Regions from separate parts of the Homo sapiens genome. Here region 2 is linked to region 1. The links are chromatin contacts, found by Hi-C in ENCODE. All regions are on one chromosome and are shown on one strand. The core of a region is the stretch at or near the end of the contact, and the rest is flanking DNA. Distances in the headings are between cores, read along the strand shown. Region 1 holds the start of LCMT1-AS1 (LCMT1 antisense RNA 1). Region 2 holds the start of NSMCE1 (NSE1 component of SMC5/6 complex).

What was found. A loop is a pair of places that touch in the nucleus more often than their neighbours do. Pooled maps may share reads with other maps.
Region 2: a loop to region 1 is called in a pooled map, with 5 times the contacts of the local background. The contact joins the promoter of NSMCE1 here to the promoter of LCMT1-AS1 in region 1. A Hi-C loop is called at or near these places in 4 of 50 pooled maps.

Annotation. Positions count from the first base shown.
Region 1 is chr16:25,109,209-25,113,419 of GRCh38, forward strand. LCMT1-AS1 (LCMT1 antisense RNA 1) reads right to left here and starts at 2,347. Exons shown (of 3, transcript NR_120306.1): 1 at 2,188-2,347. LCMT1 (leucine carboxyl methyltransferase 1) reads left to right here and starts at 2,534. Exons shown (of 11, transcript NM_016309.3): 1 at 2,534-2,788. The coding sequence starts at 2,676. RefSeq lists enhancers at 1,957-2,484, 2,262-2,591, 2,682-2,841.
Region 2 is chr16:27,265,882-27,270,261 of GRCh38, forward strand. It overlaps NSMCE1 (NSE1 component of SMC5/6 complex), which reads right to left and starts at 2,891. Exons shown (of 8, transcript NM_145080.4): 1 at 2,825-2,891. NSMCE1-DT (NSMCE1 divergent transcript) reads left to right here and starts at 2,324. Exons shown (of 5, transcript NR_037184.1): 1 at 2,324-2,363. RefSeq lists a silencer at 2,785-2,864.

The sequences.
Region 1 (4,211 bases), core at 1,097-3,596:
CCTCAACCTCCCTAGTAGCTGAGATTATAGGCGCCTGCCACCATGCCTGGCTAATTTTTGTATTTTTAGTAGAGACGAGGTTTCACCATGTTGGCCAGGCTGATCTCAAACTCTTGACCTCAGGTGATCCACCCACCTCGGACTCCCAAAGTGCTGGGATTACAGGTGTGAGCCACCGCGCCCAGCCCACTCTAGCTATTTTTTATAGAAGAAAGAGATACTGGAGAGCCAAAGCAACAATTGTCCATTGTAGCCTTTTGGGGAGAGATTCCATGGTGAATGCCTAACTTTTGGCCCACAATATTAATGTCCAAGAGCTTTTACACTTCCACAACTCTTCTCCTGACTTTGTCAAAAGATGCAGTCTAGTTGGCAGTGAACTTTCTCTGGCTGGGATATGGCTCAAAGACTACCCCAGCATTGTCTCTTGCATTAAGGTATCATTTAGCCTGAGATGGCTAAGCTTGCAATCTCCAGACTCCACGCTGTCATAAACTTTCAGATCCTCAACCAGGAACTTACATGGAATGAGCTGGCCCTGGAGGTCAGCTGGAAGATGGCCAAATTCCTCTGAATCACCAGCTATTTTGAATCAAAGGCTCATCCAACAACAAAAGTGTATAAACCCATCTGCCTCCGCCTTCTTCCAGTCACCCCCAGTCTCACTGTCCAGACCTGTGGGATTAACACCGTATAGTACTTGCTGTTAACACTTACTATCCACTAACACCCGTGGAATGTGGACACTGCTAAGCTGGGAGATGATGCTTGTGCAATAGTTTGTATTACCCTTTTGGCAAAGGACCACTCCAAGAAAATGGTGTATTTCATCCCATCAGCATTCCCCCTGGCAAAGCTCTCCACCCTTAGTCATTCCCCTCTTGTCATTTCTACTGTGGCTATCAATGAGATCTTGTGCCTCCATTAGAATACTGAGCTAGCATTTGATATTTGACCTCACTCCAAGGTGTGTATTCTGGGTTTCTGTTGTTGATTTTCTTTTTAAAAAAATGAGTGCAATTCAAAGTTCTTAAAGTATATCTGTTTCCTGCTTCCAACAACTGACAGATAACAAAATGGAATATACAAAGACATTTTTAATTTATAATGTATATTAAACATTATTATACATATACAACTTACAAGGGTTGCTTCTGGCTGGATTCTCTGCCAATCGCCCGAACACTGAGGATTCTGCTAGTTGTTCTGCCCTGAGTTAATTATAGCTATAAAATTTCATCACCAGCAAGAAACCAGGCGACTTCCCCAGTACATCTTGAATTTATACATATATTTTGTACTAGATTTAGTACAAAATAAATCCAAAACATCTTGAATATGCCTCATAATGAAACAGACACACGTGAACCCACTCCCACGTGAGAAACTGAGGATGTGTCTATGTGCTCCTTCCCTGCCTCTCCCTCCCCCTCTTGTGTGCTACCCTCCCGGCTCCCTAAAGATCACCAATATCCTGATTCTTTTTTATTTTTTTTTCTCATGTCTTGCCTTCTCTGTACAGTATTTTACCATATATGTACGTTTCTCTAAACAACATTAGTTTTACTTGGTTTGAACTTTACAAAAGTGTTGTTAGACTTCCTTCTTTCACTGAACATCGTGTTTCTGAGATTCAGCCATTGATGCTGCTACCTGGTAGCTCTAGTTCATTTATGATCGCTGCTACATGGCTTCCTATTGTATTACTTTTCCACACACTACTTCCCTCACTACATTTCTTTTCTTTCTTTCTTTTATTTATTTGTTTATTTATTTTTTTGAGACGGAGTCTCGCTCTGTCGCTCAGGACGGAATGCAGTGGCGCCACATGGGCTTACTGCAACCTCCGCCTCCCGGGTTCAAGCGATTCTCCTGCCTCAGCCTCCTGAGTAGCCAGGACTAAGGCGGCCGCCACCACGCCCGGCTAATTTTTGTACTTTTAGTAACAACGGTGTTTCACCATGTTGGCCAGGCTGGTCTCGAACTCCTGACCTCAGGTGATCGGCCCGCCTCGGCTTCCCACAGTGGTGGGATTACAGGAGTGAGCCACTACGCCCGCCCCCCTCACTACATTTCGAAGGCAATTTTGGGGGCAAAGCCCTCAGCACAGTCGCTGGCAGAGTCAGCACACAACAAAATTTTGTAAAATTGAATGACACTGAGCCCGGACTGAATGTAACAACTTACACATGTTGCTTCTGGCTGGATTCTCTGCCCTTTGCCCGAACGCTGAGGATTCTGCTAGCTGTTCCGCCCTGAGTTAATTATAGCTATAAAATTTCGCGACCAGCAAGCAGAAACCGGGCGACTTCTCCAGACACCTAAGACTACGCTTCCCAGAAAGGATTGCGATACTCTCCTACTGTTTAGTTTCTTTTTCCTATCGTCAAATTTCCGGGTTATGTGGGCGGTGCCAAAATAATTATCCAATGAGCAACTTCGTAGGCTGAGCGGGCAGGAGAATTGCTCAATGAGCGACTCGGAAGAGGAGCCAATAAGCGGAGAGGTTGCTGGGGTAGCCGGCGTGGGCGGCGTCACTGAGCCGCGCCAGCTGAGCCAGGTAGGGCCCTACCCTCTTCTGTTGCTTTCTCCCTGTGGCTCGCGCCGTCCCCCGCCGCCCGTCGACCCCGCTTCCATGTCCCTGGCGGACACAGCTCCCAGGAACCTCCACGCCCATGGCCACTAGGCAGAGGGAATCCTCTATCACCTCCTGCTGTTCCACCTCGAGCTGCGACGCAGACGACGAGGGCGTGCGCGGCACCTGCGAAGATGCTTCCCTGTGCAAGAGGTGCCTGTCGGGCGCGGGGTTCGGGGCCGGCATCTGGGGCGCGGGCCTAGGTGGGAGGTGGGCCTGCATCTGAAGAATACGCTCAAGGCTGGCAGGGATGCAGCCCCCGCCTCGCACGACCCTCGCTTCCCACCTGTGAAGTGCACGGAGCAGGGCTTCATTTATTTAACGAATCGTTTCTGAGCTTTTGCTGTGAGCCAGGCAGGGGGCCAGCCTGGGTATCGTCGATGGGAGCAGGCCCCTGAGCCAGACAGACGAGGCCTTGGGCTTCTTGGAGCTAAACGCTGCTGGAAAGACAGACATGAAGCAAATAGTAGCTCCAGCCTCGATGGGTTACGAGGATGAGAGGTGTAGGTTCTCTCTCTTTTGTAGGTTGCATTCTTTAGGGGGTTGGTGTGATCCCTGTTGTGCACCTGAAACTCAGGATGACGAGGGGAAATAACCCACCCAGAGCCAAGTAATATCTCTTTGCAGAGCCAGTACCGCACTAAGTCTCCACTGTTAAGGGTGTGGTGGTGGGGATGGGGGCGTAGCCAGCAGAGGTACGTGTCAGAGAAAGAGAAAGCTTGAGGCTTGAATGTCCACCATTTATTCTTTCATTCAACAAAATTTTTTGAGACCTTACTTTGTGCCAGGCCTTTACTTTGCAGTGGTTAGTAGGAATTCGATGGTGGAAATACACCAAGAACAAGACAGACATGGTGTCAGACATACTGGAACTCACAGCTTTGTTGGAAAAGAGAGACAGGAAGCAAATAATTACCTATGAAATATATAATTATGATTTTTTTGTGTTGAGTGCTGACAAATACGGCAGTGCCATTAGAGTTTGTAATTTTGTCAGTGATGTTTAAGGTGAGAAGAGTTTGGGCGCGGTGGTTCACGCCTGTAATCCCAGCACTTTGGGAGGCCGAGGTGGGCAGATCACGAGGTCAGGAGTTCGAGACCATCCTGGCCAACATGGTGAAACCCCATCTCTACTAAAAATACAAATATTAGCTGGGTGTGGTGGCGGGCGCCTGTAATCCCAGCTACTCGGGAGGCTGAGGCCGGAGAATCATTTGAACCCGGGAGGCAGAGGTTGCAGTGAGCCAAGATCACGCTATTGCACTCCAACCTGGATGAGAGTGCGAGACTATGTCTCAAAAAAAAAAAAAAAAAAAAGTGAGAAGAAAAGGCTTGAAAAATAGGAAAGTTGTAGGAGAGTGTTCAGAGGAGTGTGAACTGTTAGAGGAACTCAAAAAATGCTTTAAAGGTGGGAGAAGGAGGCTGAGGCCACGTAGTGATTGTAGAGTGGGGAAAACCAGTGTGTTGGATTAAACCTTGCACTTTTTATAGGTTCTTGGGGACTAAACTTTCAGAGCATGGATTCTGGAGCTAGACTCTGTCAAACTGAGCGTTGCCACTTACTGGCAGTATAAAG
Region 2 (4,380 bases), core at 1,641-4,140, 2.2 Mb after region 1:
AAAACAAGGCAACAAGTAACACAATATTCAGGGCGGTGGTTATCTTTGAGGAGGGAAGAAAGGATTCAGTGGAGGGTCTGGCAATCTGAAAATGTCTATTTCTTAACTTGGTGGCAGGTACATGAGTGTTCATTTTATTTTTGTTCTTCAAACTTACACTTCCACACAATTGTATAGGTATGTTACATACAATGTTTTTAAATGTGATGGGCTGGGCATGGTGATTCACACCTGTAATCTCAATACTTTGGGAGGTCAAGGCGGGAGGACTGCTTGAGGCCAGGAGTTTAAGACCAGCCTGGGCAACATAGCAAGATCCACTCTCAACAACAACAACAACAACAAAATAATGTGAATATGTTAAATAACAGCCAAAATAAATGTAAATGAGAATGAGAACAGGATAGGATTGAATGCTATAATTTGGTGGAAAAGGAGTGGGAAAAGTAGGAGTGGAAGAAAGACAACCATAAGCTTGTTTATGCATATTATGTCCCTTGTCTCTATGAGAAGAGACTGTAGGGAGAATGGTGGGATTAGCATAGACATGTATTACCTACTTAAATAATTTTATTTTATACAAAAATCAGCCAGGCGTGGTGGTGCACGCCTGTAATCCCAGCTACTCAGAAGGCTAAGGCAGGAGAATCGCTTGAACCCAGGAGGTGGAGGTTGCAGTGAGCCAAGATCGCGTCACTGCACTCTAGCCTGGGCGACAGGGCGAGACTCTGTCACAAAAAGAAAAAAAAAATTACTTTTTTTAAAAAAATTAATTAAAACAGTTTATTGGCTTTAAATGTACATCAGTAAATTTTTAAATGCTAAAAAGTTATGATAAAATAATACAGAACCAAAACATCAAAGAAAATAGAGGCTCAGCAGCATGATTTCAATATATTTTCCCGGATAAACAGATTTTTTTTCTAAGTATATGCCTTTTTATTCAAGAACAAAAACTCCCTAAATTCAATGTTTAGAACTGAATTTTTTTTAACTAAGCCCAGAAAACTGGGGCTCATAAAATAAGGCATAATGTGGGCAGCAAAAGAAAAAAGGAGAAAAAAAATGGGAGAAAAATTGGTTTTAATCCCATGTATAATATAGGTTGGCTGGTTTTGTTTTTGTTTTAGCCAATTTAAGGCAGAATTATCTCTCTGCAACCTTGCAGATAAATCCTAGTGTTTTAGCCATAAGTTTCAAGAGTTCATATATACAGATAAACCAATTAAAAAAACCTTTTCGAAGGCTTTTGAAGCATTATATAAATCTTTAAAATTCCTATCACCCACATTTTAAGAAATACATCTATACGTTTAAATTTATTATTAAATTAATTAAATGCATTAATTAAATCAATTTATTTAAATTTAATAATTTTAAAATAGAAATGTTTGTGGAATAAGTAAATCTCAGTCATACCATTCGTGCGGGTGCTAACACAATTCTAGTGCTTCACATGCCCGACCTCATTTAACCCAAACCAGAACAACCTTATGAGCAAAGGGTCACTGACCCCATCTTACAGATGAGGAAACTGAGACTAAGAGGGCACAAGGTGACACACAAGAGTTGGTGGCAGAGATAGACGTGACCATACAACAGCACAGTTCCTGTTTTCAAGGACACTCTCTATCCAGCGAGAGTGAGAAAAGTGAGTGAACAGAACAACTACAATCCAGGTCCCTCATCTGCAACCCTCAAATCTAAAAAGGTATGAATACTAGTGGATGATCGGATGCAGGGGAAAAAAAAAAAAAAGTCTGAATACCAAAACTTGTTTAAGTTGGAAAACTTGACCTGACTTAAGGTGAGGCTATTTATGGTTATTTATCCCAACAGTGTAAATATATGCATTTTTTTTTTTGAGACGGAGTTTCGCTCTTGTTGCCCAAGCTGGAGTGAAGTGGCACGATCTTGATTCACTGCAACCTCCGCCTCCCGGGTTCAAGCGATTCTCCTGCCTCAGCCTTCCGTCTCAGCCTCCCGAGTAGCTGGGATTACAGGCACGCACCACCACGCCCGGCTAATTTTTTGTATTTTTAGTAGAGACAGGGTTTCACCATATTAGCCAGGCTGGTTTCGAACTCCGAACCTCAGGTGATCCGCCCCCCTCAGCTTCCCAAAGTGCTGGAATTATAGCCGTGGGCCACCGCGACCAGGTCAATGTAATATATGCGTATCTTCATAACTTTAGCTGTGGAAAGGGTCGTGTATTTGATTACAAGCCGCTGCTCCAGCCCCCTCTGAGGGTGAAACCTAACATAGAACATAGGGACTTTACCTTTCCAAACTCCGAGAACTCCTCGATTTTAAACGCATCTGGCCTCGGGGCTGTAACATAAGCGGCTGCGGACTTGTACAAAGTAAGAAACTCCGTACACAAAACAGAGGGGAGCACGGAGGGCGGCGGGACAAAGAGGGTGGTCGGCAAAGGCTGTATTTTCCATAGATGTAATCACAGTTTGAATCGAATTTTATATTTTGCTTTTTCACCTGTTACAATGAAAAGTATCTTTACCTGTTAAATCGTAATTACGATTAAAAATATTTTTCACTAAATAGTAAGATTTTTAGATGTCTGCGTGTGTGTTGCGGGAGGACATCCCAGTCCGCTGTTTTCTGCGGCCCCTGTCTGGGCCTCAGTTTCCCCATCAAGAAGGGGGAAACCCCAAGACCCCAGTCCCCGAGTTCCACAGCCCACGGGGACCGACCCCGGGGCCGGACCCCACTGCCTGTCTCGCCCACCCCACCTTCCGTCCTCCCCTCGCCTTCCTTGAAGTCCCTCTTCTTTCCCCTCCAACCCCTAGCTCCCCACGTTACCCACCAGGGAGCCCAAGCGCATCCCAGGCCGCGCTAGCGGATACGGTCGCAAGGTGGACTCTTCTTCCTTTGAGGCGGGGCGAACGCGAACGCGGCGTTCCCATTGGTGGCCTGCGGCTTATTCGCCCGTCCGTTGAGTGACGCACTTCCGGTTCTCCGTTTGCGCCATTGCCCTGGTGGTTCCGCCTCGTGGGTTAGATCCCAAATTACGCCCGCTCTCGATCCTTAATAATGGGAAGGGGCTTCCACTTGTCGCCCTCCGCCTCCTGCACCTCAGTGACTTCCCTGACCAAGGAGGAAGAATTGGCGTGCAGCCTGGGCTTCCCTCAATGGCCACCATTCCGCTGGCACAATGTAGTGCCCTGCCCCGGGCCTCAGTTTCCCCATCTGTGGAACTGAGTGTGGCCTCGACGTCAAAAATGTGGACTCTGGTCCGGTCGCGGTGGCTCACGCCTGTAAGTAATCCCAGCACTTTGGGAGACCAAGGCGGGCCGATCACTTGAGGTCAGGAGTTCGAGACCAGCTTGGCCAACATGGTGAAACCCCCGTCCCTACTAAAAATACAAAAAGTAGCCGGGCGTGGTGGTGTGTGCCTGTAATCCCAGCTACCCGGGAGGCTGAGGCAGGAGAATCACTTGAACCCGAGAGGCAGAGGTTGCAGTGAGCCAGATCGTACCACAGCACTCGAGCCTGGGTGACAGAGCTCAAAAAAAAAGAAAAGAAAAATGTGGACTCTGTGGTCATAGAGCCTGATCTAGAATCCTGGCTCTGCCACTTACTAGTTGGCAGGCGCTTGGGCAAGTCACTGAGCCTCAGTTTCCTCTTCCATTAAATGAGGATATTAGTTCTTGCAAAATAGTGTTGGTGAGATTTACAAGAGATAATAACACCTATATCAGGTGCTTAGCATGGCCATTGAAAAGTGTCACATGGGAGTGCTGATTATATGTTAACTGTTATCTTACCTAGGGATTGTGAGAAAGCAAGTGAAATTACTCGTGGAAGTGAATGGACTGCTTTGAGTCTTCAAGGCGTTAATTTTCCAAACGTTTGAATTCTATCCCTGGTCTGAGAGCTAGGGATGCAGCCTAGCAAGGGAAACAGGTAACTAATATAGAACAGCAGTACCTGCAAATATCTGTCTCTGTGAGGATAGATCAAATCCAGGCTTGGTCACTCACCACCCCTGTGATCTTGGACAACCTCTTAACCTCTCTGGGCTTCAGTTTCATCTGCTAAGTGGGAAAGCAGTGGTGTGTGGTGATTAAAAGCTTCAGCTTTGGAGCTGGATGGTCAACATGGAATCCTGGGCCTTAAACTCAGTGTCTCTGAGACATAGGACAAAGTACAGTCAGCTGTCCATGTTTACAGGTTCCCCATCTACGGATTGAAGCAACTGTGGGTGGTTAATATTTGTGGGGGAAAACAGTAAAAAATAACAGTTCAACAATAAAAATAATACAGATTCCGAAAGCAATACAGCATAGCAATTACTTATATAGCATTTACATTGTATTAAGTATTGTAAGTAATTTAAAGATGATTTTCAATATACTGGAG